Regions from separate parts of the Homo sapiens genome. Here all the other regions are linked to region 1. The links are chromatin loops, found by intact Hi-C in ENCODE. Cell type or tissue: mammary epithelial cell. All regions are shown on one strand. Each heading gives the region's core, and the rest is flanking DNA. Links, peaks and the distances in the headings are about the cores only. Region 1 has its middle 86 kb from the start of ADRB2. Region 2 has its middle 98 kb from the start of MIR584. Region 3 holds the start of SH3TC2 (SH3 domain and tetratricopeptide repeats 2).

Evidence for each region. A loop is a pair of places that touch in the nucleus more often than their neighbours do. Peaks named below come from ENCODE experiments on the same cell type or tissue, not always from the same donor. Only the 100,000 strongest peaks of a DNase experiment are listed, where the experiment ranks them.
Region 2: a loop joins it to region 1, with 4 times the contacts of the local background. A loop is called at or near these places in 18 of 110 quality-filtered maps.
Region 3: it touches region 1 in a loop (3-fold over the local background); 2 of 110 quality-filtered maps call a loop at or near these places.

Annotation. Positions count from the first base shown.
Region 1 is chr5:148,907,988-148,918,067 of GRCh38, forward strand. No RefSeq gene overlaps it. Among named protein-coding and RNA genes, the nearest start is that of ADRB2, 86 kb to the left of the region's middle. RefSeq lists an enhancer at 2,151-3,350. In mammary epithelial cell, for the core only: CTCF peaks have their summits at 4,425 (motif pointing left) and 4,893 (motif pointing right); DNase peaks (open chromatin) are centred at 2,874, 5,244 and 6,174; H3K27ac peaks cover 6,669 bases.
Region 2 is chr5:148,959,786-148,969,865 of GRCh38, forward strand. No RefSeq gene overlaps it. Among named protein-coding and RNA genes, the nearest start is that of MIR584, 98 kb to the right of the region's middle. In mammary epithelial cell, for the core only: no CTCF peak of the experiment used is centred there; a DNase peak (open chromatin) is centred at 6,216; H3K27ac peaks cover 2,580 bases.
Region 3 is chr5:149,057,797-149,067,876 of GRCh38, forward strand. It overlaps SH3TC2 (SH3 domain and tetratricopeptide repeats 2), which reads right to left and starts at 5,266. Exons shown (of 17, transcript NM_024577.4): 1 at 5,175-5,266. The coding sequence starts at 5,226. MIR584 (microRNA 584) reads right to left here and starts at 4,613; the gene lies at 4,517-4,613. It overlaps SH3TC2-DT (SH3TC2 divergent transcript), which reads left to right and starts at 5,521. Exons shown (of 3, transcript NR_122044.1): 1 at 5,521-5,878; 2 at 6,454-6,562. RefSeq lists a silencer at 5,230-5,524. In mammary epithelial cell, for the core only: no CTCF peak of the experiment used is centred there; DNase peaks (open chromatin) are centred at 2,735, 4,825 and 5,475; H3K4me3 peaks cover 434 bases; H3K27ac peaks cover 3,774 bases.

The sequences.
Region 1 (10,080 bases), core at 802-8,801:
AAATTGCTTCCTGTCCCCCAATATCTACTCTTTCATTCTTCCCCTGTAATATGGCTGCCAAATTTCAAGTTGAAACACGGCTACATTTCCCAGGATTCCCTGTAGCTAGGCTCAGCCATGTGACTAAGTTCTGCCCAATGGGATGTTGTAAGCAGAAGTAGAAAAGTCAGGTTCTGGATTGTGTCCTTAAGGGAGGGGGCGTATCCTTTATTCCCCTCCATCTTCTCCCTGCTATCTGGATTATGGATCTGATGGTTGGGTTTCCACTCAGGATGGTGACATGAGGGGACACACCTGAGGATGATAGAGAATTGGAAGAAACCTGGATCCTGGATGCCTGTGGAGGCTCCATACCAGCCGTGAACTGTCTACATGAAGAGTTTCACATGGCAGAGAGGTAGACTTCTCTCTGTTTAAGCCACTGTTCTTCTAGGTCTTTGTTAAACGCATCTAAAGCTGGATGCTAACTAATATAGTCACTTCTTACAAGTTGTAGCAATAAATAAAATAAGCCTATTATAATGTAAATGAATTAGAAGGTATGTATTAAAAAGATAGCCTTGAACCCATTTTACATATACATTTTTAAGGTAAAATTTTCACAAATATCTGTACTTTCAAATATTTTCACATTCACTTACAACACAACTGACAAAAAATCATAGCATCATTTGTGTCATGACACTAAGGTAGACAATGCTGTGTATAACACAAATTGGTAACTCCATGAAGCTGAGGACAGCTGCCTCTCCAGAGCAGCTGGAACTGGGCTCCAATTAGAAATCACGTGATTCCTTAGCCGGGCACAGTGGCTCATACCTGTAACGCCAGCACTTTGGGAGGCATAGGCAGGAGGATCACTTGAGATCAGGAGCTCAAGACAGACCTGGGCAACATAGCGAGACCTCTACAAAAACTTTTAAAATTAGCCAGGCATAGTGGTGTGCTACTATAATCCTAGCTATTCCGGAGGCTGATCCCTTGAGCCCAGGAGGTCAAGGCTGCAGTAAGCTATGATCGTGTCACTGCACTCCAGCCTGGGCGACAGAGCGAGACCCTGTCTCTAAAAATAAATGAATAAGTAAATCATGCGATTCTCATCAAAAGCGACGTAGCCTGTGGACTAACTTTGGCATCTTACAAAGTTAAACATAATCTCCACCACATGACCCAGCAATTCTACTACTAGGTATTTGCCCAAAGGAAATGAAAACATTTGTCCAAACAAAGAGTTGTACATGAATGTTCAGAGAACTTTATTCAAGTAGCCAAAAACTGGAAACAACCCAGATGTCTATCAGCAAGAGAATGCATAAACAAATTGTCATATGGTACACGCAATGGAATGCTTCTCAGCAATTAAAAGGATTGAACTACTAATACATATAGCATTGTAGATGAATCTCAAAAATTTTATGGATGTCAGAGTACATCCTGGATGATCCCATTTATAGATCCTAGAAACAGCCAAACCCATCTGTAGAAACAGAAAGCAGGTCAGTGGTTGCCTGTGGCTGCAGGAGGAGTGGGACTGACTGCAGAGGGGCACAAGGGAACTTTCTAGAATGATAGAATTGTTCTATATCTTAATTGGGGTGGTGATCTAACAAATGTATACCTTGGTCAAAACTCTTCACTGTACGGTGAAAATAAGTGCATTTTCTTGTATGTAATTTACATTTTAATAAAGTTGACTTTTAAAGTTATTTTGAAAAATTACCAAACTAAACCAAGAAAAAAATGCTTTAAAGAAAGAAGGTAAATAGTGATTTTAAATATGAGTCCTAATTTAATGTCAAAAGTGGATATTCTGAATTGCAGCAGTATTTTTAAAGCAAACTGTTTCTCACATGAACACTCTGGATAGCTGTGCTCCAGGAAGAGAGGCAGTAGGGACTGATTTCCTGAAAAAACAGCTCCAGGAGCTGCCAGTGGATAGCAGGGAGGTGAGGCAGGAGTGCATGGAGGAGCCAGACTTGATTGGGTATGACACACCCTAGGGCAGGGCTCAAATGATCTGTGAAGGGCCAGGTGTCTTTTGTTTCTGTTGCTTGTTTGTTTATTTGTTTTGTAAAACTAAAAAAAAAAAAAAAAAAAATCCCATCTGCTAGAGGTCACAGAAATGAAAGTTCAACTTATTCTCCATGTATGTGCTAATGTCATCGCAGATCATAGCAACGTGCACAGATTGGCGCTGGTGCACAGAGCCACTTTCAGCAACACTGCCCTGGGGGTTCCTGGAACTACTTGGGGTGCACTCTGGAAGAGACCAAGGTCCCATGTAAGCAAACAGAGGCAGAAGTCAGAGACAAGTGGGTCATGATTATGAATATGCGGTCCTGTTTGTCCACAGTGCGTGGTGAGGGCTGAGGAAATGTGCTTACAAATATTTCAGAACAGGTACAGGAGGCTGACAAAACGCTGTTTTGGAAAGACTCATCTGGCAGCACACACCAAGGCTGGTGGGGCACAAACAGACTTGAATCCTGGAGACTGATGAGGAGGTTGATGCAACCAACCAGGTGGGAGATGGGTGACCGGGATTTGAACCATAGTAGAAGCTGTGGAAAGGAGGAAATGGAAGGCAGAAGATGAGGAAAGGAAGGGTCAACAATGACTGGTGACTTGTCAGGGGCCTGGGGGATGGAGACCAAGTCAGAGCTGGCCTGTGACACAGGAAGGAGCAGGTATTCTGAGGAATGAGGGGGAAAATGGGGAGAAAAACTTGAGTCTATGGCCTCCATCTGCTCTGGGAAATAGGAAGTGGGTTCTTGGGCGTGCCAGTGCTCCCTGACCTGGTGGTTCCTGAGGGCTGACTCTGCCTGCCTTGGCCTCCTGCCCAGCAATCCCTGACCCACTGCCGCCCACAGCACCACCCACAGTGGAAGACAAAGGGAGACAAACAGAGGGGTGCCTTTGTGCATGCCATTTCCCCGTGCCTGGCATGCGAGCTTCCTCCCACCCATTCTCTAACTATGACTCCTCCTCACCCAGGCCCAGCCTTGATATCACTGCAGAAGGAGCCAGGCCCCGCTGTATGTGGCCATGACACTCAAATGTATTACAGCACACATGTCCCATCACGAAGCAGCTGCTTATATGTCCATCTGCCCTCCCACAATGCAGGTTCACCATAGGGGTTGGATCCAGCTTGCATTTCACCAACCTTTAGCACAGTGCCTGATGCAAGTCACTGTGCTCAGGAAGCAACATAAACAAGTGAGGATGGAGCACATTGAAGGACAGACAAACACAGGCAGAAAGGTCATGTGAAATGGGCTCAGCTGGTGTGGAGGTGAATGGGAGCCAGAGGTCACACGGACTCTGCTTTTCTCCACCCTGTGATACACGTATGTTAACTATTATTTGAAACTGAACTTCTGTCATTCCAGACAGTTTAGCAGCTGCTCTCTGAATAAAAACACAATTGGAAGAGACCAAGATCCCATGTAAGCAAACAGAGGCAGAAGCCAAAGACAAGTGGGTCATGATTATGAATATGTGGTCCTGTTTGTCCACAGTGGGTGAGAGGGCTGAGGAAATGTGCTTAGAAAGATTTCAGAACAGGTACAGGAGGCTGACAAAACACTGTTTTGGAAAGACTCATCTGGCAGCACACCAAGGATGGTGGGGCACAAACAGACTTGAATCCCAGAGACGTGAAGCCCATCCGCAAAGACACTATTGTCTGGATTTGGACAGCATCACTCAGAGCAGTCTCACCCTAAAAAACCTTAGGAAACTGGACTGAGGCTGGAACTGACCAGTGAAGGGGAAGTCACCACCTTTAATCTGAGAGCAAGCAGTAAAAGAGAAGCTGGAAAATCCTTCAGTTCCACTGGCGCTGAAGTGATTGACATGACTTCACATCACTGACTGAAGAGGTGGAATAGAAACAGGTGGAATTGTCATAGACCTGGAGATAGAAGCCCAGTTTCAATGTGGGGTTGCCCACCCCGGGGACGGGGAGTGGACAGCACTCCAAGAATGGTCTGGGGTTTATGGCCTGGTTCATTCTGATGGGTTTGTGCCCTTACCGTAGAGGATGTTCATGTTTTGAGTATCACCCCTACCCACCACCATTTAGCAGGAGTTATCACAATGATTTCCTAATCCAGAGAAAAGGCTTCTGCAATACAGAGAGAAAAGGGATTGAGATCCCAGAGGGAAGTTACTAGAACAACCAGAAAGGGAAGCTTTCTATTGGAAGCAAGGATTTCTGGACACAAAACTTTCAGTACTGAAATCAAGGAAAGTCTTGCATAAACTGGCCTAGTTGGAAGGGACCTTAGAGATCATTGCCCAACCCCCTTTTTCATAAATACAGCCCCAGAGAGGGCTCACATTCACACAGAGCCTGTGGCAAGGCTACACCTGGAGCCCAGGTCTCCACCTCCACCTGCAGGGCCCTTTCCCCTGGTGGTGCTTTCTTTCAGTGCCACCTTCTTCATTTCCATAATTACAACTAATTTCTTGGTACTACCCAAAGCAGGGAGTTTTCTAACATCGAATTGTTAGATAGGAGGGATGGCAATGTCTCCCACAGTCCTGTTTCCAGGTGAGGAGGGTCCTAACGGAGCCATAGCTCATCCCACAAGTCCCTGCTGCCCTGCTCAAGGCAGGCTGCACCTCCCAACTCCTTGACTTGCTCTCTGGCAGCCTCCACAGTCTCTTTGAGTAAAAGAAGGCTCTCACCGAAGCCTGAACCAGAGAGTTTGCCTCTCTCTTTTCCTTGGGCTGCAAACAGGTACAAACAAAGACCCAAAATAAATAAAATTCTTTTTCTGTGCCACCCTTAGCACAACAGGGTGAGAGGGGAGAGAGCAAATGCTTAACTGGAAAAACTCAGGGACAAATCACCTGGAGCTCCTCCATCCACCTGCAGATGGCACCTCTGGTTTTCCTATCCTCTCACTCCTTAGAGGAGTGAGTAGTGAAGTGAGCAAATGATTTCTGACCCAGCCCTCCTGGAACCGGTGGTCCGAGAGTGCAAGGCCCTGGTGTGAGGAGTCCCACGCATCTGGAGATGCATGCTTCCCGAAGGATGATAAGATCAGCCTGATGGACGGACAGCTACACCTCCAAAGACTTTCAAAACAAGAGCACAGAAAATGAGCAACTTCTCCTGCCTCTCCTAAGCCCCAGGCTGCCTGTTTACAAATTTTCTCTCCTCTCTCTTCTCATGCCTGAATCTGTTCAGGAATGTTACATCCCAGCCTTTCTGGGATGACTACACGTCACAGTGGCAGCCATTGTAATGCCTCACATCCCGGAATGTGGCATCCCTGAATGAGTCAGGCAGGAGTGCCGGCTGTGAGAGAGGATAGCCTGCCTCATGCTGCTTCATCCTGGGATCATGGGGCTCAGGCTACTAGATGATGCATTTCAAGATTCCCGAAGGCAACATGCAATTTATTGTCCAGTTTGATGGAGAAAAACAGAGAAGTGGGACTACAACAATAATAATTTCACTTTCATCACCTTCTAATTTATAAAGTCCTTTCATAGCTAGGCCCTCAATTGACTGGTACAATAAATATCCTTGTGAGGAAAGCAAGGCTGGTAAAGCGCAGAGGCTGGAAATGCCTCAGGCCTTGTGCCTGGTAAGGAGCAGACAGGACCAGCAGCTGAGATGTTGGCATCATGCAGACTTCAGGGCTCTTCCCATTGCATGGTCCATGTCCTTCCTTCAGAAGCAGGCATGCTGCTTAGTCTGTAACGTAGACTGGCAAATGCACGGAGGTTTTTCCAAAAGGCTGAGGTAGAGGCATTGCACACAGCAGTCAGAGACACCGACGTGGGGGTTGAGTAGCCCCCAGCTGAGTCCTGGCCCTGCTTTCATTGACTTTGACCAAATGATGCTACTTAAATTCTGACCGTCAGTATCTAGTTTTAAAATAGATACAATAATGTCTACATCATAGATGTTTACATTAAGAAGATAAGGTCTTGGAGACAGTACAGCATAGTGGCTGAGAGCTATAGCGCTGGTGTCAATAGACCTGGATTCAAACCTCAGGTTTGCCTCTTGCTAGCAATAAGTCACATCACCTCTCTGAGTTTCAGTTTCCTCATCTGTGACATGGAGATAAAACCTCTACCTGTTTCATAGGGTTGTGAGGACTAAGTGTGATAATATATGCAAAATAGCTTATCTAAGTGCTTGGCAGGAAATAGGCACTTGATAAATACTTGCTGAATGACGAACTGAAATGACTGGCAAGGCTGGGATATAAAACAAAGACTGAATAACTCCAGAGCTGGGGCTCTTAACTTTCATGGAATGCTGGTTCTCAAACATGCCAAGCACCTCCCACCAGATAATTGGGGTGAGAGGCATTCTTGCAATAGCTGGGTAATTATCCTCAAAGCCCCTTCCAATCCTTAAGCATCCATGAGTTCACCTACTCTCTTGGATGCGTCCCAAAGGCCTTCAAAGAAGAGGAACTTGGGGAAGGAATGTAACCTCCATAAGAGCTATGTCTCCACACAAGGGGAGAATTGGGCTAACACACACACACACACACACACACACACACACACACACACACACAGAGGTATATCTGGCCCCATTCTACCACCAAGATGAGAGGTTTCTGTCTTAGAGACCGTAGAGAGATGCTGCTGTATGAGAACACTGAGGCCCAGAGAGGTGAAGCAATTTTCTTAAAGCTGCACAGCCAGAGAGTGGCAAAGCCAGAACTGGAATTCAAGCCTCCTGACTTCCAGCCCCAGGCTCCCTGCCACTGCCTCCCTATTTACACAGGCTTTCATAATCATTAGGGCACAGAATTAGTTCAGCACTAAGCTTTCAAAATCCACATGGTCCCTCCCATAGGTCCTCTTGAGGACAAAATCACTCAGGGATAAAAATGTATTAAGTCTTTTGAAATGGCAGAGGAGGGTGTTCCCTCACATAAGAAATCCTGAGGACACCAGAGTTGAAATACTGATTTGATCAGCGGATCATCTGGGCCCCATCTCTTGTGCAATTTTTGTCTTGTTTGGTATTCAGATGGTGGAAGTGTCAGGCTTCTGAGCCAATGCTCTCTGACAAGTGCATTTTACATGCCTCTGCAGCCCTGACCGAGGAGTGGCAGGCCTGAATCAGTTCTCACCAGAGGTTCGGAGAAATAGGTTGCTCTGATCCCCAATCAAATCTATTAGGAGTTGTCCCACCAAACAAGCCTGTGAATTCCAAACAGTGGCTACGTTCTCACTGCCCTTCCCACCTAGGTCACTGGCCTGGCTGGACGACAGATTCTGGAGCCCCAGATTGTCAGTGCTGGGCAGAGGCTCAGACATGTTTTGACGAAACTCCATACCTCTCAGCTGCAGGAACTAAGGCCCAGGAAGAGGAAGGGACTTGTCCGAGGTCACACTGTGGGCTCGAAAAGTGAGAGTTTTGTTCCTTTGGCCCACAATCTCCTTTGATCCTAAAGTGGTAGCCTGAGAAGTTCAGATAACAGAACATGTGACAAAGAAGCCAGAGCTCCAGGACAGTGAGGAGAGAGAAGAGGCACCAAGCAGCCCCTTAGTGACTGAGCTTCTAGGAGCACCTGGCACCCAGAAGTCCCTGTCCCCTGACAGTGCAGGTATCCTAGTGCCTAGAGCCAGATGCTTACATAACACGAAACCACACCTACATCAAACACACACACACCAAAACCAGAAGTGACCTTTTCTCCTCTTCACGCCTCCCAGCATCTGAAGCTGGATCTCCTGCCCAGATATGTCAGCTGGAGAATGAACAGCTTAATTTGTGATTGGAGACATGTAAGTTAGATGCAAGGAAAGACAGTCCCAAGTTTTGGAGCTGAGTGACGTTACTAAGGAATTTCCTTCTTTAGAGAGTAGTTTAATTTCAATGTTGGGTATGGTTATCCGAGAACATATAGTTCCAGAATTGAATAATCTATAAAGTTTGCTTGAACTGAGTCATTTGCTTCTGTTGAGATTTGAATTGGAGTCAGAGAAGTTTTTTGTTTTGGTTGCCAGGAGTGGAGTCTTACCCTAATATATAGTCCTTGGAAAGACCCACTTAGACACAAACAACAGCCACCACCCCTCCCATCCAAAAAATTAATACTTGGATGTGGGTCAAAACTGAGCACAGAATAACAAAACACGTGCTGTTTCCTAAAGTCACCTTCAGGAGCTGCTGGTATAGGAAAACTTTTTGTCTCAAAGACAAAGAATAGCACAGGCACCTCCATGAATCAGGCTCCAGAAGCTACTACCCGTCCCCCTTCATGAATCAAGGTACGAAAACTTCAGACTTTTGTGAGAAAATGTTTTAAAACAAATCCTTGAAGTTTAAAAAGAAAAAGAAAGGTGTGCTTTTCAGAAGATTATGCAATGTTCTAAACTACAAACAGCAGGAAAATTTTGTCCTCCCCAAACTCTAACCTGAGCATGCTTATTCTTCCTACTGTAGACTCTCCGCGATGGTAAAGGACCAACGAGGTACTACCAGGAAAGAGTTAGATACACAGAAATCACTCAGTAAATGTTTGTGTTACAAATAAGGTCAAGAAAGTGAGCTTTTTATGCAATTTAAACTAAAAAGTCATCCTGTTCAAAGCTTGGAGAGGTGTAGGAGAAATGAATGTCTGATCTAAATTGACTTTCAACCAAGACTGAAAGTGGCTGTTACTGATCCTAAGCACCATAACGCAACTAACATTTATTGAGTGCCTCCTGTATGCCAGGCACTGGGCTAAGTGCTTCATCTTGGCTACCTTATTAAATCCTCAGGATAACTCTGTGAGCAGGTAATTGTTATTAGCTCCAAATTACTGGAGAGGGAATTAAGGATTATGGAACTTGAATAACTTGCCTAGTAAGTAGCAGAGCTGCTACTCTGGGATCAGAACCTATGCCTTCCAACTTCACAGCCTGTGTTTTTTAAACCATTATGTTCTACTCCCTGCCAATTTTAAAAGTCTCTTATAATTGAGTGAATTAGGGCACTGGAAGAGAGGGTTTTTTTTATTTTCACAAACTAGCAGGGACTACACTTTAAGCTCATCGTGTGTTGCTGAGTGATGAAATTTGTCTCTGAATCTGGTTCGGGGAGTGCTGGCATTCTTCATTCCACAAACATAGGTTCATTCATTCAAATCCATATCAGCACCCAGAATAGGATTTGTACTAAATATAGGGTATGTGGAAAGAAAAGACAAAGGGGCTACCCTCAGGGATTTCCCAGTCTAGTAGAGGGAACTGACTTGTTAATCAGTTACCACCATTCCATTGGGTAGCTGTGGTTGTAGGTTTGTGTGCAAGGTCCTTTGAGGACCAGGGCCAAAGGAACAATGTAACATGGTGGTTATTTAAGTTCATAGATTCTACAGAAAATCAGGCCTGAGAGCAAATCCCGGCTCCGTCATTTAACTAGCTAGGCAAGCCGAACAAGTTCCTTAATCTTCTAAGCTTCAGTTTTTATCACTTTTTAAACGCTGACAGCAATATGGTCTATACCTCGCCCTGCTGTTATAAGAAGCCATCAAGGAAGACTAGTCTGGGAAACCAGAGATGGGTCTACACAAAACTTAGGCAGAAACGTAAGTAGGAAGTGATCGTTTCAGGAGGAAAAACTTTGGACAGAAGCAAGAAGGGGTGAATGTGCATCTGTATCTGTGTGCTCAGGGAAGAAAGTGGTTTGCTATTTCAGAAAAGAGCCAAGACAGAAGCTGGAGATGCAAGAAATGTTGCAAAAGAAAAGAAATGGAGGAGAGAGAGATTAGTGGTATCCAGTACTCCGAGCACAGGTATGCAAAGATATATGTGCAGGGAATTGATTGCAGTGTTGTTTGTAACAGAAATGAATGAATACATGATTGAATACATAAGTAGAAACAACCTCAACATCTAAAGGAGATTGGCTAAATAAATTATGATATAGCCACATCATCATGGAATAAAACTATTTGGATATTTGAAAAATGAGATATGTCTGTATAGACTTACATGGAAAGACATGTGCAGCATAGTGTTAAGTAAAAACGCCAGTTGCAAAAGGGCATATTAAAATGACCTCAAATTTTTAAATACATAAGCAATGGTGTAGAAAAATTT
Region 2 (10,080 bases), core at 1,314-9,313, 52 kb after region 1:
GGGTAACCCCAATATGAACAAGCTTATTCTTCAGCTTGCATGCAAATGAGATCCTGGTGGTTCTGTTCAATCAATGGCATCTAGGTATTGAAGACATACTATGTGCCAGTCTGCATCAAATGATTCTGATCTGTGGAGAAGAGTCAGCTTTATCCCTGCCTTTCACAGAAGTGGCCTTCTAGCAGGAATTGTAGAATTAAGCAACTTATTACAATTATTCAATGACATGCAATGAGATGCAAGCTGAGGAGGATCCCTGAGCACCCTGAAGCTCCCTAGAGTGATGGCAACAGAGCCTGGGACTGAAGTACCTATGGGCTGAGAGAGGACAGTTTGGATGAGAGGTGGAGGTGCTAGGTGCCAAGATAGCTCAGCCTGAGTGTCCTGGCCTGAGTCAAAGTGGCTGCCCTAAAGCTGTGACCTTTGGCCTGAGAGCTAAAGGATGTGTAGGTGTTCACCAGGCTAAGGAAGGGAGAGAGTGTGTGCAGATGCAATGTGTGTGTGCACAGGTATATGTGTGTGCATGTATGTGTGTGCATATGCATGTGAGCATGTGTATGCTACAAGTGTATTGTGTGTGACGCATGTGTCCATGCATGTGTGTGCATGTGTAAGAGCATCTGTATGCCACAAGTATGTTGTTTGTGCATGTGTATGTTACAAGTGCATGTGTGTGTGGGTTGCAGATGCATGTATGAAAACATAGATGCCACGAGTATATTGTCCATATGTGTATGTCCATGTGAGAGCATATGCAGGTGCATGTATGTGAGCATGTGTGTACAAGTATATTGTGTGTACATGTGTGTGCACGTGTGTATGAGTGTACATATGCCACAAGTACATGTGCGTGCAGGTTTCAGGAGCATGTATGTGTGTATGTGTTTGTGTGTCCCAAGTGCCTGCGTACCACTTATAGACACTCTTCAGCCTTTACATCTCCTTCCTATCACAAGGCAGTCATTGCGAAGTGGATTTCAAGCCTTCTCCATATGGTGCAGTGTTTCCAAGCCTCTTTTGGATCATGGATCATTTCAATTAACAACATAACAACAACAGCTATTCCATATTAACTGCATGGCAGTCATTGTGCCAGACATTTAATGTGTGTTCTCTCATTTTCTTCTCCAGCAAACCCAAGAGGCAGGCCTATGGTTATTGTTCCATTCTACAGAAGAAGAAACACAGGCTCAGGGAGAGGAAGGCTCTTTCCCATGGTGGCCCTGAGCACAGGTCTGTATGATCCAAAGTATATGCTCTAATCCACTAAACTCTTTCCTGCCACCAGAGCAAGTGACACACCAGATTGACCTTATAGCAGGTCCCCCTCCCACTGTTAACTACAACATTCTCCTAGCAGTGAATGAAAAGTATTCAATGAAGTTCTGTTCCAGCTCAACCACTGATTCACTGTGTGACACTGGAAAAGTCCCCCATTCTTTGTTGCCCTGGAGCTTGCTGAGCTCTATCACTCTACATGAAGCGCTTAACACCACCATCCACAGATGGCAGGCAGGTTAAATAATCTCATGAAATCCCTGTTTCCTCATCGCTAAAATGGAGCTAACAATGGTGCACTCCTGATAGTACTGTGGAGGGATTGACCAAGCTCATGTGTGAAGAATGCTCAGCCCTGTGACTGCCTCACAATGTATGCCCAATAAACTGCAGCTGTCGCTGATGCTGAGAACACAGGAGAGCCAGAGAGCTGAGAGCACCAGCTTGGGAATCAAGTGGACCTGGATTCAAATGATTAAAATGCTCACTTTGCCTTCTAATGGCCGCGTGACCTTGGCAAAAGTTATTTAGCTGTCAACTTTTCCTTGCTTGTAAAATAGGAATTAAAATAGCACCTACTTCATAGGTGTGTTTGAGGAATACATGAGATAATACACATAGCATTGCCCTATGAATGTTAGTTAACATCATTACTATTTGCACACATTGAGTAATATTATAAATAAGGATTATGTGGGGTCTAATTTTGTTCCAGTTCAAGGTTTTAGAAAAAAATAAATAGAGGTATCTGGTTTGGTCAGATTTACTAGACATTGTACTGTTTGTAAAAAATTTAAAAGAAAAAAAAAAACCGGACCTGTCTCATGGGTCAATAGAAAGTCAATTTCCTTTTGGCTGAGGCCAGCGATTCTGTGCAGTTTATTCTGGTGCTGGCTGGCGGTTTGGTTAGGTTCAAGGCCATGACCATGAGTAAGTGATTCACTCTTGCCAAAAACTGCAATCATGGTCATATTCTAAATATTTATACTAAAAGAAACCAAACCTGCTCCACCTTTAGGGGTCACAGGCACCACTCCCTCACATACTGGAGTTCATTCATTCATCCAACTCAGGCTTATTAACCATTCACCTCATGCCAGACACCAGGCACTGGTCATGCTGGTGGCTAATGGGACAGAAACCTGCTAGCAGCTTTGGCCAATTTTGGAGAAACAACCGAATCAGGGCCCTCAATGATGGTAGCTGCACCTGGGCTGTGCAGGCTCCTACAGAGAATGCAGGCCATCTGTTTGGTGCATATCACAATGTGGTCTGTTCCAGCTGGGAAAGGCACTTGGGGATCATCTCAGGCAACACACACCCTTTACAGCCACTGAGATCTCACAGCTGAGCTAAGATCCTGCTATTCTGACTCCTAGATCAGCACCTCTCCCTCCCTCCTAGATGCCCCAAGATTTCCTCCACTTCATACAGAGCAGGCGGTCTCCAGACATTTTAGCTCACAAACGACTTCAAACATAGTGGTAATGAGAATTGAAAAAGTAATACCACTCGTAACAGTATCTTTCACTTACTGGGTGATTTCTGGGTGTCAGATTCTTCGTTAAACATTTTATATGGTATGCCTCATCTAACATTCAAAGAACATTATTGGTTAGGTCATTATTATCCCATTGTACAGAAGAGGACACTGAGGTTCAGAGAGGAGAAGGGATTTTCCTATGTTAACACAGCTAGAAGTTGCAGAACTTAACTTCATCTGACTCCAAACCCAGTGCACACCGCCACCACACAATATCCCCTCAGTGGGATGCACAGCACAAGGGACCTGCCCTCCTGTATCCTCCTCCTGTGCTTACCTGGCCAGCAACAGTTTGATGTCTGCAGCTAGGAGGGAGGAAGAAAGAGCAGCAGGTGGGCAGAAAAGAGGCTTCAAATCTAGTCCTTGGCTTTAGCACCCACTAAAATCCAGGACTATAACGAGCTTAAGGATGATGAAGAAAGACAGCAGTGGAGAGCACACTGGTGAGGAGATGGATGGGTGGGTCTACAGACTGTTCCAGTGTCTGCTCCAGGTGAAGGGTGGCACCAGGTGCTGGAAGAATACCTGTGTCATGTGACCTGGGGCAAACCATTTCCTATCTACTAGAGAGGGAGCACAGGATAACAATTAAGCCTGTAGCCTCTGAAGCCAGACAACCTAGGATGAAACCCTAGCTCTGTCTCTTACCAGGTGTGTGACTTCATACAGTATTTAGCATACTGGGCGTTAGCTTCCTCTTCTGTAAAATGGGCATAATAATACCTGTCTCATAGTATCATTATGAAAACTAAATGAGTTAATACACAGAATGCCCTCAGGACAGTACCTAACACACAGTAAGAACTATATGCATTTTTGCTAAATGTTTAAAAATTATGTAAACTAGAGGTTATAGTACCCAACTGTTTGAATTAAGATGCTTTTGGCTGCAAAGTAACGGAATATCTGATCCTAAGTGGTTTTAACAGAAAGTTTTTATTAGTATTAGTTTCTCATTAGTATAATGAGAATCGTCCAAATGGAGATGGTTCCAGGCTCAGGGATGTCCCAGGAGCTCAGGATCTTCTTATCTCTCACCCTCCCTTTGACTGTCTTCCACAAGTCATTTCCCATCCTGGCCCAAGATGGCTGCCACAGCTCCAAATATCACATCCCATTACCACAAAGCCAAGTATCACATCCAAATGTCACAAAGCTACATCTAGAAACAGAAAGTAAGGAATAGGGAATCTCTCTTGCACTATTGCTGTCTTATGAAAGAGAAACTATTTCCTAGAAGCCTCTCTGAAGACTTCCTTTTTCTGTCATTAGCCAGAACAGGGTCATGTGACCACCTCCAGGCCCTGTAGAAGGCTAGCAAAGCAATATCCTGGCATTTCTGTCACAATATAGAGCTGGGCTCCACAGCAAAGAAGATGGGAGGAAGAAGAGTAGTTGAATAGGCAATCAGCAAGCCTTGCAAGATAGTCTTGAGAAGGAAATGTGGGGAAAAGTGCAGGAACACTGTGAAAGAGTTAACCACTTCCACTGTACCTATGTAAGACATTGTTCTCAGAAATAATCATATCAATAGCAATGCTTCTCCCTGTGGGTTAGAGGTAGAGTCTATAGAAATGCAGGATGCCCCATCTCTACTAAAATACACAAAAATTAGCTGGGCGTGGCGGCATGCACCTGTAATCCCAGTTACTTGGGAGGCTGAGGTAGGAGAATTGCTTGAACCTGGGAGGTGGAGGTTGCAATGAGCCGAGATCGCACCATTGCACTCCAGCCTGGGTGACAGAGAAAGACTCCGTCTCAAACAAACAAAAATAGAAATGCAGGATGCCAATAATTCTAGGTTGTCCTGTTCTTTCCCCATGGATATGGCAGGCAAGGGAAAAATAAAAGGAAACCGACTGCCCTGACACTAAAACTGACGTTGTATGGCCTCATAATAACCCAGGCCTGGAAAACAATAGACCACCAACTTCCCCTCTCATTTTGGTGGATTATAAATAAAGCCTGGAGGGAAAGTAATGAAATTAGTTTAAGAACAGTGATAGGATTCCTCTGGCCAGGTGCAGTGGCTCACGCCTGTAATCCCAGCACTTTGGGAGGCCGAGGCGGGCGGATCACAAGGTCAGGAGATCGAGACCATCCTGGCTAACACGGTGAAACCCCGTCTCTACTAAAAATACAAAAAATTAGCTGGGTGCTGTGGCGGGCGCCTGTAGTCCCAGCTACTTGGGAGGCTGAGGCAGGAGAAGGGTGTGAACCCGGGAGGCAGAGCTTGCAGTGAGCCGAGATAGTGCCACTGCAGTCTGGCCTGGGCGAAAGAGCCAGACTCTGTCTCAAAAAAAAAAAAAAAAGGATTCCTCTGAAAGCAGAAAACCTTTATTTAGAAAATACCTTGTGGGCCATTCTGTAGTGAAAAGTCAGCCCTCTGCCCATAGTCTAGATCTGAGCTCGGCAAACATTTTCTCTAAAGGGCCACATAATAAATACTGTAGAATTTTCAGGCAATATGGCCCCTGCCACAACTACTCTACTCTGGGTAGTATAGGCAATGACAATGTGTCAACAAATGAGTGTGGCTGCATTCCAGTAAAACTTTATTTTTTTAATTTTTCACTTTTTACTTTTGAGAAGGAGTCTCACTCTGTCACCCAGGCCGGAGTGCAGTGGCATGATCTCAGCTCACTGCAACCTCCATCTCCCGGGTTCAAGCGATTCTCCTGCCTCAGCCTCCCGAGTAGCTGGGACTACAGGCATGCTCCCTTCCCACTTTCCCCTGTTTGTCACCCCACTTCTCAACCGCTCCCTGATTTTTGTATTTTTAGTAGAGATGGGGTTTCACCATGATGGTCAGGCTAGTCTCGAACTCCTGACCTCGTGATCCACCCGCCTCGGCCTCCCAAAGTGCTGGGATTACAGGCATGAGCCACCATGCCCGGCCATAAAACTTTATTTATAGAAACAGGTGGAGGGCCACATTTGGCCCACGGACAGCAGTTTGCCAACCCTGGTTCTACATGACAAGTTACGTAAGACAACAACCTAAGCCAAGGGACTCAAACTCTAGTGCCCATGGGGCTGGAGAGGTAAAGAAGTAAAGCAGGCTGGGTGGGGACTGTGACATGTGGAGAACATATGACTCATGGAAAGGAGGCAGTTGCAAAAACCAATGTAATAAGACCCTCCAGTATTTTAGGAAAACCAGAAATGCAAATATTAAGGGCATCTTCTCATTTTTAAATATTGGCACGCATTCAAAATTTTAAACCTGGTGCAGACCTAATTGAAAAAAAAAATCTGGGGGCCAGCACAGTTTAGCGGCAGCCAGTGTGTGTCCTCTGGCCCAGATCACCCTTCCTGAGCAATGTGCTATGACAACGGAGTACACATGACACATTTGAGTGGCATGATCCAGGAAACTTAGCCCAACGCCAGTCTGACCTATTGCTAATGGAATGCATAACTGCCGCCGTCCTGCCCAGTGGCCGGGCATGTGGGAGACCATTCGCATGCATGACTGCAATGAGCTGCACGTGCACAGCTACTCCAAGTCTGGACCGTAATTCTCTCCCTGCCTCACTAGTCTTCTGCTTTCTATAAGCAGTGTTGGCATAATCAGTGCCCTGTGACATCAGATGCCATGTAATATTCATCATACGGACCCTCCTGACATACTTCAGAGAAGCAATGAGATCATATGAAAGGGACTTAACAAGCCATGAAACCACACAGACATCAAATGGATTGGTTTCTGGCTTCCCCAGCCCCAAGCATAAATTCAAATCTTCCAATAATGAGTATATTCTTTAGAGAGATCCAAAAAACCCCAGAAGCATGACAAACAGGACAGACACAAAGCAGAAGGACTCTCAACCAGATTTCCTCCTGGTACAAAGGCCCTTAAGCTGTGTCCAACGCTGCCCTGCGGAAGCCCAGGCGCCACTGAAAGGCCCCGGGCTGCAGACAGCTCAGCTTGGGACATTCTGTCCTTGGCTGTATTTCAGCCTGTGTTCTCACCTGTTCACTGACTTCTTTGCCTCTCCCTCCAGTTCCTGTAAATCTACAGCATCCTCAGTATTTGCCTTGAGCTTCTCTCTCACTTGGTTCAGCTCTATACCTTCCTGCCTTCTGCCCTATTTGCCTAGGTCCTCCACTTCAAAGGTTGCACTGACCTGCCTTTTCTGATGTCTCTGGACATGCTCCACCTTCAGACCCTCAGCTCCACCGAGACCACCAGCATCAGGCTCCAGCCCATCCTGTGCAAGGCCTCCCCTTTTTTAAGGAGCTAGTTTGATGTCTGCTCATCTTACCAAGGGCCCTACACCCACATCCATAACTTGCTAGTGAAGACATCAACCTAGGTGCCACCTATTTGGGTCGCAAAGATTCCCTCTCACCTCATCTCTGAAGATCACTGAAAACCACTCTTTTGATTCCCTCAGCTATATATTGGGGGTGGAGAAAGGGAGGGATGAGAGAAAGAAAGAGAGAGAGAAAAAAACAATGCAAACTTCCTACCACAAATGATGTTCACCCCATGTCCACTGAATCCTATTCTGTTCAAATTGGGTGCTGAGCCAGCAGTTTTCTAATGGCTCCTCAAGTCTTGTGATTTTTTTCAGGTTTTTCAGGGACCCAGGTAGGAGGGTTAAGGGGGATGCTGCATATCAGAGGTGACTTCAGCAGAACAGCTCCATCGGATCTGTTTTGTATACCATAGTCCTGCATGAAACTATTGTTTGAAAAACTTATTCCACCACTAAAAAATTAAAATTTCTGTGTTAGCCACTGTGACCAGGAGCAGATGGAGCAAGGCAAGCTCCCTTACTGAAGAAGCCCATAGGATAAACTTGAGGTAAGCAATATTTTTGGCATAGGGCAATTTGGAAAGTATTGGGCTAAATTTTTGTTTATAATGAAAAGTAACTTATTGAGTCTCACATTAGGTGTGTCTGTTCCCACAATTTAAGTTATCTACTTTGTTGAATAGAAGAATAACATCAAGGAAGTATTACTTTTTATATGCTTAAGTATGAATGTCTGTTTCCATTTTCCCAGTGGTGATATGGGGGGAAATTTCTAATCTTTCCTTCTGAATTTAGACAATGAAGCATTTCTCAGAGGTGTCATGAGGGCCTGCTCATCACTTGCTTAGTGCATAGACCCTTGGGGGCATCTCCAGAGGATTGCCAACAGGGCAAAACCTCTTAAAGCAGTGCCCAAGCTCCTGTTTTCTTCACTTCATTGTTCAAATTCATATTTCTCCCATGTGGTTTGTAGATACCTCCTAGGGGTTGGTAAGTCCCAATGAGTCTTATGGACAAGTGAGCAGACTAGGCTAGCAGTGGCCAAACAATACGGAGCCTGCAGGGAGAGTTGTGTTCTGTCAGCTGAGCTCAAAGTCTAAAAGCCCTCGCACACCCTCAGCTGACAGTTCAGGCAGTGACAGCTCATTCGGGAAGGAGATTTGCAGTTGTGAACACTGACCAGCTCTAAAAGAATAGAAAAGTAATTAATCATATCATTTTAGAGCTGTGCATTCTCAGACTCTCAGAATCAGAGCCTCTTAGAACCTCAGGCCCGGGAGAAAGCAGAGAGGCTCCAATATTGCATAATGGTTAAGTTCACCAGCTTTGAGTCAGATAGACCTGAACTTGAGACCACTCAAGGACTCTACCTAAAAGGAAATTTACTAGAGGACATGGGACAACTCGCAATAAGGAAGATAAGGTGTAAAACAAACTCAAAGCAGGCAGCAGAAGTTGCAGCAAACTGGCCCACGAACCAGGGCTGTAATCAATTCATCCTGAGCATTTCATCAGCTCTCACACATAGGTTCAGGATTCCAAGTCCTGGGCAAAAGATTCCAATCTTTTCCCTTGTCTCCCCAGGGAGGTTTGAAGAAAGTTTCAGGCATCATAATGGGAGGGGAAAACATCTTGGTTTACCATGCCAACAAAACCATAAACACTAAGGGTGAGGCTCCCAAAGGAAAGCCAGGGGCTGTGGGGAGGTGAGAATGGCTGCCTGGGAGCATAAACAACAGAGATCTACTATCCTGCACCTGCCACAGTGTTGCTCAGAGGACAGACAGAAATGCTCCACACCACGGCCTTAGCATACTTTGGGACACAAAAAAAGGGCCTCCATAAACATGAGTGCCTTCATTTACAACTCATGCTCCTGCATGGAGCTAGATCCCCTCTAGAGCACACCTGTTGAAGCAATTGCCACTAACTGAGACTCCTTCCCCTTTGTAATCATGTCGCCTAAGTTACCCTGAATGCAGAGGCCATTTGCTTGGAGAACTTTAAGAGATTTTATTCATCATGTGGATGGCCCATGCCACTGAGAGTCCAACAGTAAATATATTGGACCAAACCTGGCTCAGAAAAAGGCTCCCTCCACTGGGACTCAGAAAAAGACTCTCCTTCCCTCATCCTCCCTTAGGATTCCAATATCCTCCTTTAGGATATTGGTATAGGGAATGTATTCACTTCCCTATTACAATATCATAAGGGAAGGAAAGTCTTTTTCTGAGTCCCAACGGAGGGGGTCTTTTTTGATTGGAATAGGGAATACATTCCCTATTCCAGTAACCTAAGTAGTGTCCCCCTCCAGGTTCATTAGACTGAGTGAAGTGTTGGGTTCTGGCAGTTTAGCTTCACACACACTCTTAGGTCAGGAGAGAAAATAAAGGCAACACAGCCTCAGAGACCTAATATTTTGTCTTAATATTCCACTAGGTCAGGAGGAGCCTCCTTGGATGCTCATGCCAAACCTCAAAAACTCTAAAAATGCGTGCCAAATAGGGGGACAGTCTCTTGCTTCACATTTCCAACTATGGCCCTATTAAAGGGCTGCTGCAAATATCTGGGGTCTGAAGCCATGTTTGCTTAGCCTGAGGCATATCCTAAGTTCAAAATCAATTGTGCAGAAAAGGGAGGGCCAATGGAAAGTCAGTCAGCTGCTGTCTAGCAAGTCAATGCCACCCTGCCCTGAAGGACATCAGCTGGCCTGACGGGGGCAGAGCTACAGCATTGTCTCTGAGCTTATTTCCATCTCTATTCTGATGTTAGATGGGAGTATCAATATCATAGCTCAACAACGCTCATCTTCAGCCTGGACTCCTCTAGCTCCCTCCCGCTAAGGCAGCCAATCCTAACATGAGCTCATCAACAAACATACACTAAGACCCACTAGAAGCCAGTTGCCATGTGAGGGGTTAAATAATAATAGCTATAGTTTATGGACTGTCTCCTACAGGTGGGACACAGCTTCCAATGCTTTACCCACATTGT
Region 3 (10,080 bases), core at 875-8,874, 150 kb after region 1:
ATGTGAACCCAGTCTATGTAGTCTATATGGAGCTGACTCTCTCCCTAGCTCCAAAAGTGAGCACATAATTCAGGCATAATCCAACTGGGTTATGCAGTGCCATGGCCACATGATCAAAGTTAAGCCAATGAGAATTAGTTCTAGGACCCTCATCAGCACACTTAGTGATTTCTTTTCACTGGACTAGAAGCTATGAATATGACAGCCTGGAGCTGTGGCACCCACCACAAGGAGAAAGCCCACCTGACATTGAGTCCAACCCATAAAAACAGAGCTTAGGAAAGATAGCTTTCTGATAACATCATCTGAACACCTTGATTTAGCAATATCTGAAGAAAAAAACCTAGATTTTCAGTTATTAATCAATAAATTGCTTTTGATATAAGCTAGTTTTATTTTTATTATTATTGATCAGAAAAAGTTACTAACCCTCAATTCAGAAAAACACTGAGATTTATTTGTAAACTGCCAAACTGTTTTCCAAAGAGGCTGTAACATTTTGTATTCCCACCAGCAATGTGTGAGAGTTCTAGTTGCTCCACATCCTCACTAACACTTGATGTTATCAGTCTTTTTAATTTGGGCCATTCTAAGTAGGTAGGCCATTTTATCTGATTGTTTCAATGTGCATTTCCCTAATGACTTACGATGTTAATCACTTTTTCACATGCTTATTAGTCATCTACATACTTTTTATATGGAAGTGTCCATTCCAACATTTTGCAATTGTTATTGGGTTATTTATCTTATCATTATTGAGTTGAAAGAGCTTTTTTTTTTTTAATATACTTGTTCTGGATATTACTCCCCAGTTGATGGCTTGCTTTTTGTGTTCTTAGCAGATGTATGTAAGTGGGAGGAAAGCAGGATGGGGTGGGAATGAGCTTTGTACATACATGGGATGCTAGAAGCCAGCCTGCGCATGCTGGGGAGGTGGGTAGTTGTGGGACTAAAATGGATAAGTATGGTAGGTTCAAGATGGCAGAGCACTTTAAGGCAGGCAGGGGTGTTTAGAATGGATACAGTAAGCGATGGTGAGGTGTGAAATATTCTTGAGCATGGCAATGGCATAACAAAAGTGAAAATTCTACTTGGGTAACCTGGGAAGGATAAGGAGAGAAAAGCACAATAGGCAGAGAGACCAGCTGAAGAGGTGCTGTGAAAATCCAGGGAGGTGAGTGTAAGAATGTGGGCTGTGGCCCTGGCAATGAGAAGTGAGGGCATAGAGTGAATGAGGCTATATTTTTAAACAAGAAAAGAGAAGGCATCTTGACATATTGAATATGAGGGATAAACATGGGGAAGAGGCAAGAATTGCAGAAAATGAATGAAGGAAGGGATTTAAAAGATCACCTAGCTCCACTCCCAATTTTACTGTTGAGAAACTAAAGGCCCAGAGAGGAGTCATGATTTTACTGAGATCACACAGCAAATTAACAAAAGCGCCAGAGGCCATCCAAATCAATGGGTAGGAATGGGTAGGGACCTTGCCATTTTCTCTACATTAACCTGACCTCAGAACTCTAAAGTCTCGGGCCTCTGATCAGGGAAACATCTCACAACAACTTGCCGAAAATGAGAATTCACCTTCATTTCTCCTCTCTCAGCCTCTCTTTGCTCCTACCCACCCACCACCATGCTCAACTTTAAAAAGAAGACTAAACAGTAAACATTTATCTGCATGTTTTTTTTTTCCTGTACCCACATTTTCTTTTCTTTTTTGACCTAACAGACCTACCATCAGCAGTTTTTATGATGTAAACCCACTTTCTCCTTGTTGGGACGAATAGCATGTTAGAAGTACAGCTACATCTACCCACATGAATATATCTTAGATGATAATGTTTAGCAAAAAAAAAAAAAAAGTTGCATCATGATATCATTTTGTTTAAGTTTTAAAGTCTGCAAAACAATTCTTTGGAATGATTGTGAGTTCATGAATATGTAGTGAAAGCACATAACCATTGAATTCATGAAAGTTATTAACTACATGGAGAGAGAAGGAGAATGAGATTGGAAAGAGATATCCAGGGGCCCCTAAGTATGTTTATGATGTTTTATTTCTTCAAAAAGTAAGAGAAAGAAAAAGGTAAAGTTCTGAAGATAACATGGCATAATGCAAAAATTTGTTACAGCTAGATGGTGGGCTAACTATTCTAATATCCTCTATTATCAGTAGTTTTAAATGCTTTACAAGTCATTTAAAATTCAAAAGTGAAGCATCATTTACTATTATCAGCATTCACCCTTGATCTCCTGTTATTATACTGATGATTCACATTTATCAAAAAGGTTGAAAGGAAAGTTACAAGCACCAGTGATCAACAGAGGCGAATGTATCTCTTCCACATCTTCTATTTAAGGGCATAAATCTGCCAAATTTCTTCAAACAGGCATTGAAAATAAGGGTGAAGTGCTAGAAGTTTTTTGATCAACAAACTTTGACATGGCTTTCTCTGTGATCCAAAGTGAGCAACTGTAGCTTATTAAGCAATGGCAAGAAACAACTCATAGATAGGGTGGGGAAGTCAGAGATGATAGCAACTGATCAGAACCTATCCTCTCACCATGTGCAGTCCCCCCTGATTAGGGGAGTTCTGTGAGCAGTTGAGAGCCATCCCAGGGAACAGATGCTGCAGGCAGAGTCCACATGTAAGAATGCAGGTGCCTGGAGTAGTCAGAGTCAACGTTCATTATTGTGTCACTCCACACAAACTAGTCTGGCAGCTGTCCAGTGCTCAGTGCTATCAAGAGCCTTCTCCTTTCCTGTGTCCATTAGCCCTGAGGACTCACTGTTTTGGTGTCTGCTGTTAACTCTCACTTAAACAGACACAAGGCAGAAGCACCCCAGGAAACATAAGTACAGACTTCTCCAGACCAGTAAGGAATTAGGAGGAAGTGATGTAGGAGTGGCCCATATTAACTAACGATAAAACAGCCTGTAGTTACTGAAGGGTTATCAAAAGCCAGACCTTGTGCTAAGTCCATGAGAGGAATTATTAAATTTAATCCTCACAAAAGTTCCATGGGATAAGTACCACCATTAGATACAGTTTACAGCCAGGAAAACTGAGGTTCAAAAAACATGAGGGACTTGCCCAAGGTCACACAACTATTAAGTTGCTCCAGGATGGGTCTCATACTTTGTTCCTTTTCTCTAGGATAAATAGGGGAATCTGGAATGGGAATATCCAGATCGACTGGACTTGGACCTACAACACCAATATCAACCTCGCTAGGGAAAGGCCCTGACACATACAGGGAATAATATGGGGGAATGGCATGAAAAGTCTCGAGGGAGATACATAGCAGGCTAACTCTTGGTGAAAAGGTGAATGCGGGGTGCCAGCCAGTAATCAATGGCAAAAAGAAGGTGAAAGAATAAAGTAATTGAATGATAGTGTTATTATGATTTTGACCTTTTTCAATATTTTGTTTGTTTGTTTGTTTGTTTTCAGCTGCGTAACTCTGTTCTACAGGAAATCTTTGGCTGAAGGACGATGTCAACTAGAAGCAGAGCCGCTCTAGGTAGGAATGAGGGAACATGAGCAGAGCTCTCTGAGGCACCTCTACACAGCAGTTTACAACCCTAAAATTGTATATATGATTAAATGGAGGCCCAGGGAGAGCGCGAGTTATACTGGGGTCATCAAAATGGAATTAACAATGGTGAATTTTATTGTGCTCAACTAACTGTGCACCAGACTGTTTCACCATTTCACATGTAGACTTAATCTCCACCACAGCTCTATGAAGAAGACATAATCATGTCATAAAAGCTACAGATAAGGAAACTGAAACACAGAGAAGTTAAATAAGTTGTCGAGGCAAGTAAAAGAACCAAGATAAAATCCAGACACTTTGGCCTCAAAGACCAAGTGAGTAGCCAAGATGACAACTGCATAACTAGAGCTAGAGGAAGTCAGATCTAGAACCCCGATCTCCGACCAGTGGTCCTGCACGTCTCCCTCCATGCTGTTTCTACTCTCATGGGGCACAATGACAATAGGACTTAGGGGGAGGGACTGAAAAGTGTTTACATCTGAGAAATCTGGAGAAGCGAAATTGTTCATAGCTAAAGTCGTGCCTTTTGTGCCAAGGGCATCATTTGGGGGGACACTCCCTGCTGTAGGTGCCAAGGTGCCTAGATCAAGACTTCAAGCAGAGGAAGCAGAATATGGTTGTTTTGGGTTCACTTTAATGACCTCAAGTGCCTTCTACAAGCCCAAGTCATAAGACTAAAGAAGAAAGTTGTCTGTCAGAGAGTAGAAAGCCCTCAGCTAGGGGATGCTCCTTAGCTCCTTCTCTCAGGAACCATGGTGGAGCTCCAGGAAGACACAGAGTTCTAACAAGGGTTAGGAATGATTCCTTGGAGCAATGTTCCCCTATCTCCCAAGCAAGCCTCCCCCCACCAATCTAACCCCACATTTCCCCAAAGCCACCACTCATCCTGATAAACACCACACAAGAGAACACAGGGCCCTACCTTGATTCTCCTCTGAAAAAAAGCAAGAAGGTTGCTTCAGGGAGACCAACCAGCCTGGTTGGCCTGGAACTGACATATCCCAGCAAATTCCTCAGTCCCAGGCAAACCATAATGGCTGGTCACCCTAAGTCACTCTCCCATGAGTTGACAATTTCTTAGAGCAACAACTCTCCATTGCCTCAACTTGATGCACACACTCACACATGCACTCACACACAAATCACTCTGTAATAGGTGGAGGCAGGAAACTGCCTGTTTTTCTCCAGTAACAGCAACCCTGACAAAAATAGGCTTGAATGACTAAGGCCAAGTTTATGGCCACCCATAGGCCACAGAGGAACTCACTGCCTGAACTTTCTTCCTGTCCTGGGGGGATCTCGGGAAGAAAGGAAGGAAGGGCTTAGTCACACCCTGGGAGTGGCAGCCAGGAGCAGTGCTGCTCAGCTCCTGACAGAGTAAACTCAAAGGCTCTTTCTTCAGGAAAAAATAGATGCTTCCAGGCTTTGCTCCCTTTTTACAGAGCCAGCATGACAAACACTTACCCAGGGAGGAAGGAGAGGCAGCCAGAAAGCACAATCATCTCCCCATCTTTGGGAGAAAAGTTTCTCCAACCCAGCAGGTCCCTGAGCCTCTACTGGACCATCCACTTTGGCCAAGCCACAGGCCAAGGGCCCCCTGGGAAACTCACCTGGGCCCCGGGTCAGACTCCGCTCCCTGGGGATGCAGAAGCAGCCACCCATGTGTGTACCATCCTACCCTGGCCGAGGCCCTTGGGAACACAGGCCAGAAGAGTGCTGCAAGGGACAGCCTCCCAACGGTGTCCCTCCTCCCGCCTCCTCCCTGGCACACGAGGGACCGAGGCCTGCTCAATGCACAATGCAGCCTTTGATATCCCGGCTACAGCAGGAGGCCCAGGGAGGGTGGGAGGGGCAGCCCAGCCCAGCCTGCAGGCCCACAGCTCCTGCACTGTCAGGCCTGGGGAACAGGGCTCCTCCCTGCCTCTCAGCAGATCGCTTCATGCCTATCAGCCTGCAGCACATTCCTCGCATTCTAGGATTGAGATACACAGTTTGGTTCTTGTGAGGGCAGCCAGGGCTGGGGAGGAGGGCAGAGAACATCCCAGAGATCAAGACTGCTCTTCTTGCTCCCTCCCCGACTGACTTGGCCCACACTGACTGGCCTGCCACCCCTTTACAGTGATCTCCACCCAGTCTCTCTCTGCAAAGGCCTCCCTTGGCTCTCTGATAAAGTTGGAGCTGTGGGTGCAGCATTTCACTTGGACCTAGCAGCATCAATGAGCCAGCTCCTCACTGGGGAACATGCAAACCCCCAGCTGCTGGTGTGCAGGAAAAGAATCCAGGAGATCACCTGATGAAGCCCAGCATTTTACAGGTGAGGGGATGGAGAACCAAATACATCAAAGGATGGGGAGAGGTTGGTCAATAGGTAAAAGGTTAGAGTTACATAGGAGGAGTAAGTTCTAGTGTTCTATTGCACAGTAGGGGGACTACAGTTAATAACGTATTGTATATTTCAACATAGAAGAGAGGATTTTGAATGTTCTCACCACAAAAAAACAATGATGTTTGAGATGATGGATATGATAATTACCTTGATTTGTTCATTACACAATACATAGATATATTGAAACATCACATTCTAGCCCATAAATGTGTAGAATTATTATGTGTCAATTAAAAATAAAACTAAAAGAAAAAATACAGCAAGTCTACAGGTATGCAAGCAAAACTGGTCCCACAAGACTAACCTCTTTCCTGTTTCAGATAGGCAGTGGAGCAGGGGAATCCAGTTGACACTGTGGCTAAATTTCAGAAAACCTCCCATGAGATCTTGCAAAGGAGATGGAGAAAATATGGCTGAATGCCAGCAAGGTAGGACGGAAGCATGACTGCTCTAACAACCAAGCTCAAAGAGCACTGCTCACCCAATGTTTCCTTCATGACTAGAGCAAAGTGGTGAAAGGACCCTGGTGAGAGGCCCAAAGAACAGGAGGTGTGAGCCAAGAGAAGGTCCTGCCAGGCCTATGTTGCAGGCTATTTGGAGGCTGAACTTGAGGTCAGTATCACCAGCATTTTTAGGACGGCAGTGGCCTGATCAAGTTTATATTCTGAGAGGAGCACTTGGGTGACCAGGTGAAGAATGGCCTAGGGGTCAGTCCCACCAGAGATCAGGAGTATCCACCTCACACACCAGCCTAGCCCCAGAGGACAGGGTCTTGAGCCTGTCTCTGAAGCACTGCTCCCGTCTCCATCCTGACTCATCCTGAGACACAGTTACTGAATGTTTACTGTGGGCCAGGCTCTCACTGTACATTATTCTATTCAAATCCCATAACAGCCCCATAATGTAGGCATCATTTCTACTTTGTAAGTGAGGAAACGGATAAAGAGGAGTGTATAACTTGTCCAACTCCCTCCCTTCTCCCACCATTTATGAATGTCAGAGTCAAGACTGAGCAAGGTCTAGTTGATTCCACAGCCCAGAAGAATCACGTTTCTGATACATGGGATACATTGTGGGTTCTCCCATGACTACTAGGACACACAATGAGAAAGGCCTAGGAAGGACTGAAACCTCTGGAGCCAGCTAACCATTTACACAAAGCCCAGGAGATGAGAGCTGGGGCAGGGAGTAGAGCGCAGGAGGGATGGGGTCTCTCTGATCACATTGCCACCGGGGAGGATGTTTTCTCTGTGCAGGTCTATTTAAAGTATCTACTTCCCATACGTTTCTCATGTGTTTCCCTTACTGAAGTACAGTGTTTTTGAATATGAATTCAAATGTTTTCTTGGGCCCACAATGAAAGGACAAGAGTTTCTTTAGAAAACAGCCACTTAAAACTGGGATGTACTTGAAAGTCAGGCAGTGACAAGAAGCCCCATGCTCTAACTTACACACGCTGACAGATGCGCAGACTTATCATTGCTCCTTGGCTGGTCTGCACACCAACCACTCTTACACAGGTACAACAACAATCAGACTATAAATGATCAAAATCAACTATTGAAAGGATCCCAGGCCATGTGTCAGAGATGACACCCTAGGCAGTTGGCTAACACACACATTGCAGCAGGTCTTAAATGAATAGTCCATTCTGGATAAAGTCATTGCTTCCCTTGAGATGCAAGAAACTGTGCTGTTCTGCTCCTGGGTAGCCTGATGAATTGACTAGAGCAAAGAGACTTCCAGCAGGAGCAAAGGCCCTGAAGTAGGAACTTGCTTAGCATGTTAAAGGAAGTGTGGCTGAAGGCTAGTGAGGTAGGTGAGGGCACAGAGATGAAGTCAGAGAAAGCAGCAGGAGACCAAACAGTGTAGGGCCTTAGAGGTCATCTAAGGACTCCAGTTTTTACTCTGAATGAGGTAAGAGCCAATGGAGGACACTAAAGAGAAGAGTAACATGCATGACTTACGGTTTTAAAGGGTCAGCCTGGCTCATGGGCTATAGATGGAACTCCAGATATGCAGCAATTGTAACATCCAGCAGAGAGATGATAATGTCTTGAACCAAAGTGCTATTGGTAGAGGTGATGAAAAGGGTTTAGGTATTAGACACATTTTGAAATAAGGGTGTATTAGTCAAGGTACTCCAGAGAAACAGGACCAATAAAAGTTGAGAAAAAAAAAAATTAACAAATTGGCTCCTGTGAGGGTTGGCAAATCTGAAATCCATAGGGCAGGCCAGCAGTCTGGAGACTCAAGTAAGAGTTGCTATTGCAGTCTTTAGTCAAAATTCCACAGAGCAGCAGACTAGAGACTCATATAAGTTTCCCATGTTGCAGTCAAGAATTCTTGAGAAGAATTTCTTCTTTTTCAGGAAACTTCAGTCTTCAGTCTTAAGGCCTTCAACTGATTGGAAGGCCCCCAGTCAGCTAGTGGGAAGACCCATGCACATTAGAGAGGGTAATCTGCTTTGTTCACTGTCTACTGATGTCAATGTTAATTATCTTTAAAAAAAAATACCTTCAACATCTATTTTGTTCTTTGGTCAAACAACTGGCCACCATAACCTAGCCAAGAGAACACATGAAATTAACCATCACAGAGACCCATGAGGATGTGTTGATACATTGAATGTATGAGAGGAAAAAAAAAAATCTACTTTAGAGTAGTTCTGATTTTTTTTATCTGAACAACTGAAATAATTTAATAATTATTGAAATGTTAAATGCTAGGAGAAAAGAAGCTTTGTGAATTGAAACCAGGAGTTTGGTTTTGTATATGTAATATTTAATAGTCCTTTAGTATATCCAAGCAAATGTAGACAAAGCAATCTGGAGTTCATGGAGAAGTTAAAAGCTGAAGGTAAGTATTTGGGAGTTGTCACTGTGTAGAGGGTATGTAAAGTTAGAAGACCAAGCAAGATCTCTTAAGGCAGAAAGTGGAGGATAGAATACAGAGGATATATCAAGAATGAGCCCTACAAGCACATTAATTTTTATATGAATAAGAAAGGAGTAGAAACCAGCAAAAGCGATAGAGAAATAGTGGCCAGTGAGACGATATGCACCAAGAGCATAAGATGGTACAGAATTCAAGTGAAGAAAGTGTTTCAAGAGCAGAAGGTGATTAACTATGTCAAATGCTGCTAATAAGTAAGATGTGCACAGAGAATTTACCACTGGACATCTTGGTGGAGCAGTGGAGATAAAAGCTAGATTGAGAAAGCTTCAAGAGTATACGGTAAAAAAAAAAAAAAAGTGGAGCTCCAACCCACCTTCAACTCACCACCATCACCATCATTGCCATCATTATGGAATACCTGTTATTCCCTTAATATTTGTTTGGTGTTCAGGGGTTACAAGCTCATATGGCTACAAGAGCCACGCAGCTGATAGAAATGAGTGAACTGGCCAGGAGATAAGTGGCAGCTGATCCCACTGTAATTGCCTAATGGATTCTTTCTGCCTGCTGCACAGACAAAACCAGTTCACTGAGACTGGTATTGCAGCAGAGAAAACCTTTCATTAATGTGAGGCCAGCCATGCAGAACAACCAGGGTTATCACTCCAGTCAATCTCCCTGAAGACTCAGAGTTTAGGGTTTTTCAAGGATAGTTTGGTGGGCAGGCAGGGAGGGGTTGGGTGCTGCTGATTGGTTGGGGGTGCAATCATAGGAATGTGGAAAATAGTCCTCATGCACTGAGTTTGTTTCTAGATGGGAAACACAGGACAGGTGAAGTCATGAGTAATGAGTCTGGGTGGGCTCAGTCAGTTGCCAGAATGTAAAAGTCTGAAAGACATCTCAAAAGACCAATTTTAGGTTCTACAATAGTGGTGTTACCTACAGAAGCAATTGGGGAAGTCACAAATCTTGTGACCTCTGACCACATGACTCCTGAACAATAAGGGATTATAGAAACTATATCTACATTTTAGCAGAATTCAGGTCCCTCCCATAATCTTAATCTTATGGCTTTTCATTAGCCTTACAAAGGCAGTTTCAGCCCCCAAACAACAAGGGAATTCGTTTTAGAGAGGGACTGTTATCATCCTTGCTTCAAAGTTAGACTACAAACTAAGTTCCTCCCATGGTTAGCTTGGCCTACACCTAGGGATGAGCAAAGACAGCCAGCC